Linked DNA regions of Homo sapiens: region 2 is linked to region 1. Evidence: chromatin loops called from intact Hi-C (ENCODE). Cell type or tissue: dorsolateral prefrontal cortex. All regions are shown on one strand. Each heading gives the region's core, and the rest is flanking DNA. Links, peaks and the distances in the headings are about the cores only. Region 1 has its middle 26 kb from the start of NHIP. Region 2 has its middle 77 kb from the start of LINC01310.

Region 1 (5,362 bases), core at 64-5,063:
GAAGTCATCTGGCAATCCCTATTTAAAATACACTTTAGTCATAATTCTTGCATTTCAAAGTTGCTCCTTCCTCCACAAGAGCCCGCGGTGAGGATGTCTGCAGGCGTCTCTGGACAGTCTCTGCCTCGTCCAGCTCAGGAGCCATGAGCCACGTGTGGTTACTGAACACCTGATGTGTAGCTGGTGCAGAGTTTTTATTTCACTTCATTTCAATGATTTTAAACAGCCACATGTCATGTGTGGCCACTGCATAGGATAGTGCAGCTCTGAGCAGTCGTGAAACCGATGACCTGGATCTCAGCTAATGCTGCAGGAGGAGAAGAAGAAAGAGAAAGAAAAAGAAAAGAAAGAAAACAAGTTCCTCCACAGCTGCCAGCTGGCTGAGCTTCAATCTTTATGGACCAAGTGTGTACTGAGTAACATGTCTGAAAACATAAAGCCTGTGCCCTCAGGGAGCTTACATTCTAGCAGGGGGGACTCAGGCATGAAAATGGAAGGTCTTATAAAGAGGAAGCAGTGAGCCAGGTGCCTGCCCCCCAGACAGCCCGGGTCACACAGGGTTTTGCGAGGAGACCCCACACCGCACAGGCTTGAGGCTTCCCTTCTCACCCCTGCTCTGTCCTCTGTGAAGTTCCAGATCTGCACCTTCCAGGGCAGAGGATGGTGCCTCCCACTGAGCACATAAAAAGTGTTTTGACCACCACAAGCCCTGCCTCGATGGGTCCCAACCCAGACAGTGCTGGGACACAGAGTCCATCCAGCCAGGAGCAGACCCAGCACTGACCGGGGGAGCTGCTGCCGCTTTCCAGAAATTTGCTTCCCTGACAGCACGGCCTTGTCCACTCTGGCTCTGCCAACTCTGCCCCTCTGGACTCCTCCAGGCAGGGTGAGGACATGAGAGGTGGGCGGCAGGGTGGGGATATGTGAGGTAGGGTGAGGGTGGGCAGCAGGGTGAGGACACGTGAGGTAGGGCGAGTGTAGACACACCCCTCCTGCTCCTTCTCCTGCTCAGCTGGTGTGCAGAGCACAAAGGCCTCCATCCCTTCCCTCCCCTTCCTCCCTCCTTCCTTCTGTACCTCCATGAATTGAGGGGAAGGAGACCGTGGCACAGCACTGGGTTTGACTCTGGGCTCCATGACCCATCAAGGGTTCTAGCAGCTGGGGCAATAGGAAAGTTATTGATTCATTTCTGCTTCTGTAAAACAGTAGAGGACCTGTCTTATAGGGTGACCAGGAGGTTTAAATAGTAGAAGTGGAAACCACGTGAACAGGGCCAGCGGCAGCAGGTGCTCAGTCACTATCAGTGGCTGTCAGGATGACATCTCTGCGTCTCTGGTTCTTCATCTAGAACACGGGATCGGTGATAACCCTCTTACGTGGGATTGCTCTGCATGTTAGAGGAGGGTGTGCACTGGTGGCTGCAGCAGGACCGTGGTCAATACGCATGCTCTCGTCACCCTCGGAGCCATCTTGCCTTTGTGGTCTGTGTCTTCCACCAAACACACAGTGCAGAGGAGGCGAGGGGAGCCCTGGATGGATGGGGGAGGCGCAGATGTGCGGCCACTGTTCCAGGACATTGGCCACTGGAGTGCCAGGGCAGAGGAAGAGGAGACACCCGGCAGGACAGTGAAGGGGCAGTGAGGAGGGAGGAGCAGTCCTGAGGAAGCAAGGGGGCAAGAGTGCAGTGAGACGACGAGATGGTGTCCAGCAGCCAGTGAGGTCAGGGGATGCAGGGGATGGGAGACGGGGCCCGGAGCTTGGCTCTCTGTCGCCCAGGATGGCCAGTGGCTGGAGAGTTTTACTGGCAAGGTGGATGCAGAGACCAGGCTGTGAGGGCTGCCGAGGAGTGGAAGCAAGCAGCACAGGGTGGCTTTCCAGGCCCTGGGGAAGTGGGGAAGGGAGGAGGAGAGAGGGAGGCAGATGGCAGAGTGTCTGTCGCCTAAAGAGCAGTGCAGAGAATGAGAGCAGTGCTGTCTTACTCTGATTTGGTTTTGAAGTGTTTGCGTGTTACATTTCACATTGTTTGATGTCTCTCAAAATGGGGAGAGCTTTGAGGCAGGACATTTGATTGACATTCACAGGCAGGGCCCATAGAGCCTGGGGGCTCAGACCCAAATGTCTGCAACTCATGTCTGTGTGCAGGAGACGTCTGGGCTGGTGCCCAGAACCATCTGCCCTTGTCTCCAGCCCCGCAAGCCACTGGCAAGCCAGGTCGACCTCTAGGGGGTGGAAGCACGCCACTGCTGGGGCACTCAGCAGACATTTGCCCTGGAGATGAGGTGGGTGCATGAGGTGCCCTGTGGACCTCACAGAGTCCTCCCCTTCAGGCAGGCTGAGCTGCTCCTGCAAGAGGCAAACCTGCAGTCAGGAGGATGTGCCCCATGGGGTGGCTTCCCAGGAAACTTCAGTGACATGAGAGTCTTCTTAGCTGTGAAAACAGATACAGGGCATCCAGTGTGCTTCCCAAGAACCACCACCAGAAATCACCACCCAGGAGAAGAGCTGCCCCAGTCCTTGCTGCCCTCAGAGAACCCCCAACCGAGCTGCAGTTGGCTCCTCAGTCAGATGGGAGCGGGCAGCAGCTGCCTGGCTGGTCTTCAGTTCGCAGCTCAAGCAGGGGCAGCGGGGAAGCTGCAGTCTCGCTATCTGGGGTTGCTTCTCCCCTGGACTTGCCTGAGCCTTCTACTGCTGAGCACTTTGCAGCCTGTAAACCAGCAGCCAATGGGTGCTGGGAATTTAAAAGGTAAATAAAATGTGTATTTCTTACACTTGCTGGGGAAAAAAAATCAATATCACACATGTACTGATGCTAGACAGGCAGCGAGATGCTGAGGAGTGCCGCGGGCCTGCGTGCCAGGCGCAGGCATTCCGAATACATTAGAGAAAGAACCTTCGCTTCCTTTATGGTCACACTTTTATTGAAGACTTCCTTCTGTGCCAGAGCAACACCATCCTCGCTTAGCAACACAGATCAAGTCCTCATCCTTCACAACATATGTAAATAACAGTGAAAGTAGCATTAAGGGAACCCTTTCCAGTCAGGAGGAAGAGGGCGGGCACCTGCCGCTAATGCCAGGGTGGGGGAACATAGCCCCTGCCAGAGACTTCCCTGTCGCGGGCCCCGCCCAGGTGACCCCCCAGGGACCCCACCCAGCTGACCCCATCCAGGGGCTCCACTCAGGTGTCCCTGCATGTGTCCCGTCCCAGGCACCCCCCTCAGGTGTCCTCCCCAGGTATTCCCACCTGCCCCAGGTACCCCCCCGAAGGTGTTCCGCCCCAGGTATCCCCACTCAGGTGTCCCTGCCCAGGTGTCCCACCCACCCCAGGCAGGTATCCCCTAGAGGTGTCCCCACCCAAGTATCCCCTCCCAGCTCCCCCGCACCATGGCCCTGCCTCCAGTGGCCCCACTCAGGTAGGTGTCCTTATCCCATGGGTCCCCCCCCCCAAGATGAGCTCCACTGTTTTCCAGGGTGGAGCTTTATCCCAGAAGGATGGGAGCCGGGGGCGTTCCCGCCTCAGCCCCACCAGGCTCCCCACACATCCATCCCCCAGGGGAAGGGCTGGCCTGTGTCTTTGTGACGATGTTGCTTATCTTTGCCAAGAGGTCTGTCCTGCTCTGCAGTTCCGGCCTCAGAAAGGCAGGCCCCCTTTTCCTGTGTGGCTCCAACCCCTCACCTGTGCCAAACGTGGGACCCTTGTTTCGTGTGACTCCAGAGTGTCTCCATCAGACGGTGAGGGGACTGCAACCGTGTGTCTGACCATCATTTTCCTCTTGCCCTGTCCTGGGCCTGGGCTCTTGGAGGATGAGAGACACTCAGCACTGAGGTGAAACCAGCTGGCCTCAGGGTTTGGGGGAGACGGGCCCAGACAGGATGCGAAGAGCAGCCTTGCTTACCCCACTGCCCCCATTGGCTGCCCAACCCTCCCCACTCCCGGGCTGCCCCCCAGTTGCCCAGCGGTGCACGTGTTCTGCTGTGGGCTGCTGAGCTCCCAGCTTGTCTGTCACCCACATCACAGCAACAGCAGGGAGGCACCCCACCGGCACTACCTCTGGGGAACCCCTGAGCTCCTCCTTCCTGCTGAGTAGGGCTGAATTCCAGCGAGGTGCAACCCAATGCCTTCCCCTGTGGAAGAGCCAGGGCTCAGCCAGGGAGGGAGCGGTCTCTTGGGGATTGGGGCCTCCCTGAACCCTGCACAGGGTGACTCACCGCCCCGCTTGCCAGGACTAAAGCGTCCCCAGGATGTTGGGAAGGCCGCAGGCACACCTGGATGTGGTGGTCACCTGAGCCCAGGACGCAGGAGCTTCAGCTCCTCTGCTCCATGTGGGTCCCCTTGGGGTCTGGGCTCGTGCTCTGGCGCCGTGGAAAGTTTCCTAAAGTGCCTGGGCCTCAGCCACAGAGTAGGCTCCACACATCCCTGCTCTGCCCCAACCTGGGGCCCCGCCCATAACAGCAGGTTTCTCTCATCCACCAGCTCCGACGCTGCACCACGGGCATGCACCCTGGTGCTCTCCCTGGAAAAGCACCTTGGCCACCGGAAGGAGCCTGCACTGCAGGCAAGAGCCATGGGACCTCAGGGGCTGATCCAACTGGTCGCAAGGGTCTGGCCAGGAGATGCTGGCATGGAGCCCACCCCAGGGCACCCGAGGGCACCGCTTCTGCCCGGGCTCCCCTTTGCTCTTGCCTTGCGGGGAAGGAGAAGTGGAAAGTCCCCTGCCCTGACCACAGAGCAACTGCACACCACGGTGGACGTGGCCAGGGCACCTTCCAGCTGTCCCGGTGCAAAAGCCCCAGCAGGCGCCTCTGACCCACGGTCTGAGCACAGGGCAGAACGCAGGTCCCGCAGGGCGTATGAAAACGTCACGAAACCCGTTACCTGGTTCACATGCATAAAGAGGCAAGATTCGTGGTGGCGTGGTGACGGTGCAGCCACGCTTTCTGCTTCCTGCGAGCTTCCTGAGCCCCACCAGAGCAATGCGCCGGGAGTCTGTTTCAATTGTGCTATTTCAAGTAATTTGAACTCCGATATCACTAACGGGCAGGAACAGACTCCCAAATTTACCTGCATGCATTGAAGCCTGGAGCGTGTGGCCGGCCACAGATGCAGGCCCCACGCAGGTGATCTGTTGGCCAGAAAGATCCACCCGGCTACCTGAGCCCCACGACAGGGCTGCCTGCCGGGACCCACGTGTCTAGGAAGCTGGCTCTGACCAGCACCAGTGGGATTCTTTAACTAGGACTTGAGGAGACAATCAAAGGACATCCAGGTCCACACTCGGAAATGCACTCAGACACTGCTCATCAGTTAAGGCCGGCCCTGCGGGTGGTGACCAGCCGAGATTCACACATGCCAGCTGGGGTGC
Region 2 (5,362 bases), core at 232-5,231, 83 kb after region 1:
AAGCTCTGTGGGTCCGTCTTGTCTCCTGTCCTGTTCTCTCCTGTGATATCATTGATCCTTATGCTCAAGCCTCCCTCCCTCCGTATGCCCTGCTGCAAGAACCCCACCCCACCTCATGGCAGCCAGGTCTGGTCTGGGGGTGAAGCTCAGGATACACAGAACCTGGGCTATAGAATCTTGCCTGAGCCCACCCAGAGACTCGGAGCTGCCACACCAAGGGTGCCCAGAGACTCCCACAGGGAATACCTGGAGACCACGCCTCCTCCAGCACTGGGGCAGCACAGCCCAAAGTTCAGAGCCAGACAGGTCTGTTTGGGCAGGGCCAGCTATCCTGGGCCGGCCTCAGTGTGGGGCAAGGTTCAGAGGCAGAGATGCTCAGTGCTGGGCACATGGGCTTGGGGTCAGCCTGTCCGGGCCAGGACCAGCACCATCCCCACCGCTGGGAGGCCTCACACACACACCTCCACGTGCCCATCTGTGCCTGCCTCGTGCAGATGTTGTGAGGATCACAGGGAGCGTGGATGGAAGGACTTAGGCCAGCACCAGGTACATCACGCACACTCACGGCCCGAGGGCTGTCAGGAGGATCTTAGGGACAACCATCCCTCATACGGGGCAGACAGGGCAGAAGGAGCATCCAGACACAGGTCAGGAGCCTCTGGCAGCGGCACTGGTTATGAGGCAGCGTCACCGGGGAAGTCAGAGAAGGACCCAGCTCTGGGCCCCATCCAAGCCCCCAGGACCGGAAAGAGCAGTGGAAGCCCCCACGCTCCCGGAGATTCTGATGCAGCCCTCGGCCTCCTGTCCCTGCTCCACCTGCTCAGACCTGCCCCCTCCAGACGGAGCCCTGGGCCGCTGCCTCAGTCTGCTGGGGCTCCGTGGTCAGCCGCCAGCTGGGTCCCACCTGTCTGAGCCGCAATGGCACCCTTGAAGACAAAGCCGCCTGGGCTGATGTACCTGGTGCTGTCCTGGGTCCTTCCACCCCTGCTCCCTGTGATCCTCACAATGTCCGCACGAGGCAGGCACAGATGGGTGCATGGAGGCGCGTGTGTGAGGCCTCCCAGCCGCCAGCTGGGTCCTGCCTGCCTGAGCTGCAGTGGTGCCCGCTGGACACGAACCCTCCCTCTCAGCTCCTGCCGTGCCTCCTGCTCTGGCCCTCCAGTAGAACCTGCTCAAGACGCGGGAAGCGTATTCTGCCCCTCAGAGCCTGGCAACCCATCTTTCTGCTGCACGACAACTCCTTGCCCCAGTTTCTCGGCTCTGGGGACACCCATGGCCATTAAGAAGGGGGACAGTATAGGGGGAGCCGAGCTGTTTGGAGCAGCCGGGCAGCCGTTCACTCCGGCGGGAGACACCCTCCGTTGGCGTCCGTGGAGCCGGGCTGTGCTTCTGAGCTGGGCTGATGGCCTCACGCTCTGATTGCTGATGGATTCTATTTAAAACGGGACTGGAGGAGGGAAGTGGGAAGACGGATTGGGCCAGATGCTTGGGAGGGACCCAGCTCTGAAAGCAGAGAATGGGGTTTCCTTCTGAGTGGGTCCCTCCAGCCAGGGCCCAGCTGGCCTCTAGCAAGGGCGTCTGCAGCATCCCAGGCTGATGGCAAAGGGGACAGGGCACACCCAGGGTGCAATTAGGGCCCTTGGAGAAACTTCCCACAGGCATCTGGGTGGCTGCAGTGCCAAAAATGTACACTTTAGGAAGAGCCGTGGGATTCCGGGGGAGGAAACAGCCCGGGGTCAGCCTCCCGTGGCTGCTGGGAAAGTTAACACAAACTCAGTGGCTTAAAACAGCAGAAAGGTGTTGTCTTACAGTTCTGGAGGCTGGAACTCGGGGAAAAGGTGTCGGCAGGGTGGGTTCCTCCGGAGGGCTCTGCGGGAGAGTCCATCCAGGCTGCCGTCCACCCCTGGAGGCCGCCATCCTTGGGGTCCCTCGTCTCTGCCTCCATCGTGGTTGCAGTGTGGCCCTCCCAGGGCATCTGCCTCTGTCTCTCTCCTCTTCTGAGGACACCAGGCGTTTCACGCTTAGGGCCCACTGGATTCCAGTGTGACTGCATCTTAACTACTTCACCTACGAAGACCTTATTTCCAAATAAGCTCAGCCTGAGGTTCCAGGGATGAGAACTTCAGCAACACAGTTCAGTCTCCAACAGGGCCCTCCCACCAGGCCACAGCCTGTGGAAGGAGGGTTTCCTGGCCTGGTGGAGGGGAGCCCCAGGCTGCTCAGCTGAGCCGGGGAGGCTCACGGGCCCCGCCTGCTGGACAGTGTGTAGGGAAGCAGCGGATGCTTCTCTCCCTGCCCAGAGGATGACCAGTGAAAACGCAGGTGCCAGCACCCTCTGTGCCGTAACGGACTGGTCCACTCCCCTCACTTCCCTGTGCTGGTTACCCCATGACGGATGTTTGCCGAGAGCTTTGTCTGGCCCCTGTGACGGACGTTTACTGAGAGCTTTGTCTGGCTGGACCTTGAACTGGCTTCATTCCACGCTCAGTTTTGATCCCAGAAAACTCTGCTTGTCCCAGAATGCACACTGCTCTCAGCTCTAAGTAATGCTGCTTCCAGAGATCGGTGCATTTTTAGGGTGAGCTGTGTGAGTAATGGTGTGATTTCAGGTGCAGCAGTTCACATACAAGGGACACATTCTGGAGTGTGTGGCTCTGCTACAGCCTCTCAAATCATCTCTCTGACCTGTGAGGAAAACCAGGCTGGGCTTTAGATGCCTGGACACAAGTTGGCAAGATTAGGAGCCACTGAGTTTCTAAGCTGGGAGCGTTATCGGGCATCACCTCGACCATCTCTTGTTATTCACTCATTTACATTCATCCTTGTGTCCAATCACAGATACTCACTCATTCATCCTTGTGTCCAATCACAGATAGTCACTCAGTCATCCTTGTGTCCAATCACAAATATCGACGAGGGCTTACTCTGTGTTAGCACCAGGCTGTGCATGGGGGATGCTGTGGTGCCAGGCTGGTGAAGCGCCTCCATCACGGTGCCCATGGCCCCAAGAGAAAGGGCCTTGACTCACAGCTTCGAGTCCGAGGGTGGGGCAGAGCCAGGCAGGCTGTGTGAGAGCTCAGCTGGACGGGAACAGAAGGCCGCCCACGCTGGAGCCCTGAGCAAGGCCTGAAGGAGGAAGCAATCACTTTCACACATGGCATAGGCAGGGCTGGATCCTCACAGAACATTCCAGAACACACCTCCCGGGCCCCAGACCCATTTCCAGGGGCCCCAGTCTCTGCTCTTCGAAGGCCGACATCGGCATGTGTGTCTTCGTGTCCAGAGCCCAGTGCCCTGTGACCATAAACGTGGGCAAGCAACTGCTGTCCTGGGTGCTGACTCTGCGCCCAGCTCTCCTCATCACTGTGCACCACCCGGCATTCTAGCAATTAATTACTGAACCAGGAGGATGGAAGAGGCAGGAATTGGACTAAGCTAAGGGGAGGGACCTGGTGATGAGGACCAGGAGGGATGGAGGGGAGGCCCTCCAAGCCTGCAGGACGGCCCCCTGTGTTTATAGGCAGCACCTATTCAACAGGATGCTGACTCTCCTGCACTCTCTTCAGAAATCTCTGTGGCGAGGGTGATGATCTAGCCCCAACAGGCAGGGCTGGAGGCTGGATGGAGTTTCACTTTCTAGTGAGTGAGCCCTGAGATCAGATTGGGGGGACAGCTGCCCCTGCTTTGGATGTAGACGAGAGCCCCCTCTTTCTGAAATCTCAGACGTAGAGCTGTGTGCATGTAGAGGGCAAAGTGCACCCACAGCAGTGATCCAGGCCCCAGGCCCAGGCCCTCCACTTCCAGTGGCTTTTCATGTTAGGTCTGGGGCCTCCTGTCTGCAGCCAGGCCTGGCTTGCCCAGCAATTCAGAGAAGGCAGAGCAGGGCCCTGCCAAACCCCCTGGGATCTGCAGAGTCTGGAAGCTGGGCCTTGTGGGAGGAGGTGTGGCCTGGGGAGTGCTGCAGTGTCCTGAGGGTGGGGTCTGAGTTGGGGTGGGCCGGGCCATGACAGGGTCTCTCTGAGGCTGCCCAGGTCAGCTCTGTGGTGCCTGATGTCGGCGTCGGCCCCACATTGCCCACTGCAGTCCAGCTGTCTCCCGTAAAACTCCAAGCCCAGCACCTGTTCCTCCCACCTGCTCCTCTGGGAGCCTCTTTCTGTCTCCTGTGGCCTTTCACCCTGCCGCCCCAGGCTGGTGCTCTCCGGCTAGAAACAGAGAACTCCGGCTCCAAACTGACTTTCCCGGGAGGCCTTGGAGAACTGATGCCTCTCACCGCTGATATCAGCTCTGGAGGCAGAGAGAGGCCATCCTGAGAGGCACTGTACACCCTCCTGGGTCCTGTCCCCGTAAAGGGAACTTCCCTAGAAGCTGCTGATTTACAGGGATGGGGACCTGGGAGGGCGTAAGGCGCCCCTCGGAATGGCCGCAAACAGCCCCCCAAAGCCACCTGCACGATGGCCCTCACCCCACAGTCAGGACAGGATCCTGACCCCAGTAGTCAGCCCAGCCTGCAGTGCCCAGGATGAGCCAGTGGTGTTCCAGGGAGGAGAAAATCCATCTGAGGAACCTCCCAACCCAACTTTTAAAGGCCTCACCGAGCACTTCCTTCTCCCTCTTCCCAAATTGGAAAGCATCGGTGCAGGATGACCAACCCTCCTGATGATAGTTCGGAGAAAAATAAGATCCCAGCCCCAAAGGACAGCAAGTCCCCCGCGAGGCCGTTGCCTGTGGTGGGCGGTGGCAGGAATGCTGCACCTGCTTTAAAGAAGGGCCAGCCACCTGTTCAACCCCAGATCCCAGGAATTAGTGCCGCTGCATGGATCCGCATGGATTCCCCAGGCCTCTCCCACATCTGAGGCTCCCGGGTGGGTGAGTACACGCCCAGAAAGCCCCGTCATTCCTACAAACCCCCCGCCCCCCACCCACTGCCCCCAGGAGCAAAGAAGAGAGACCAAGATCCAGGGCACGGCTGCAGGACCTGAGCCCCTCTTTCAAGATGTAGAGATACCTGTGGGATATGAGGCAGGCAGGACCCTGTGCCACTTCTACCTGGGAGCACCATGCAGTGAGTCCAGGTCCTGGGAAGGGTGACAGGGTCATGCCCATACCGCAGGACACCCAGAGCACCCCTCCAGTGTGGCTGGCATCGGAGCCTGGGCCCAGCACGGTTTTCTCCCTGGCTCCTACTGTGAGCCCTGACTCAGGCCTCGGTCTGCAGAGTGTGAGCCTGAAGCTGGTGCCCAGAGGGCTGAGTACCTGACCCGAGTTGCACAGCTGGCTCTGGCAGACCAGGTGGGCCATTTCTGCCCCGTACATTTCCCTTCCCCCACCCGTCAAACACGTAACAGGGACACGCCACGGGACT

The links. A loop is a pair of places that touch in the nucleus more often than their neighbours do. Peaks named below come from ENCODE experiments on the same cell type or tissue, not always from the same donor. Only the 100,000 strongest peaks of a DNase experiment are listed, where the experiment ranks them.
Region 2: a loop joins it to region 1, with 1.9 times the contacts of the local background. A loop is called at or near these places in 6 of 110 quality-filtered maps.

What each region holds. Positions count from the first base shown.
Region 1 is chr22:49,023,812-49,029,173 of GRCh38, reverse strand. No RefSeq gene overlaps it. Among named protein-coding and RNA genes, the nearest start is that of NHIP, 26 kb to the left of the region's middle. In dorsolateral prefrontal cortex, for the core only: a CTCF peak has its summit at 2,204 (motif pointing right); a DNase peak (open chromatin) is centred at 2,223; H3K27me3 peaks cover 1,413 bases.
Region 2 is chr22:48,940,873-48,946,234 of GRCh38, reverse strand. No RefSeq gene overlaps it. Among named protein-coding and RNA genes, the nearest start is that of LINC01310, 77 kb to the right of the region's middle. RefSeq lists silencers at 164-458, 4,012-4,212 and enhancers at 164-458, 5,317-5,362. In dorsolateral prefrontal cortex, for the core only: CTCF peaks have their summits at 2,063 and 2,262; DNase peaks (open chromatin) are centred at 2,264, 3,044 and 3,214; H3K27ac peaks cover 2,663 bases.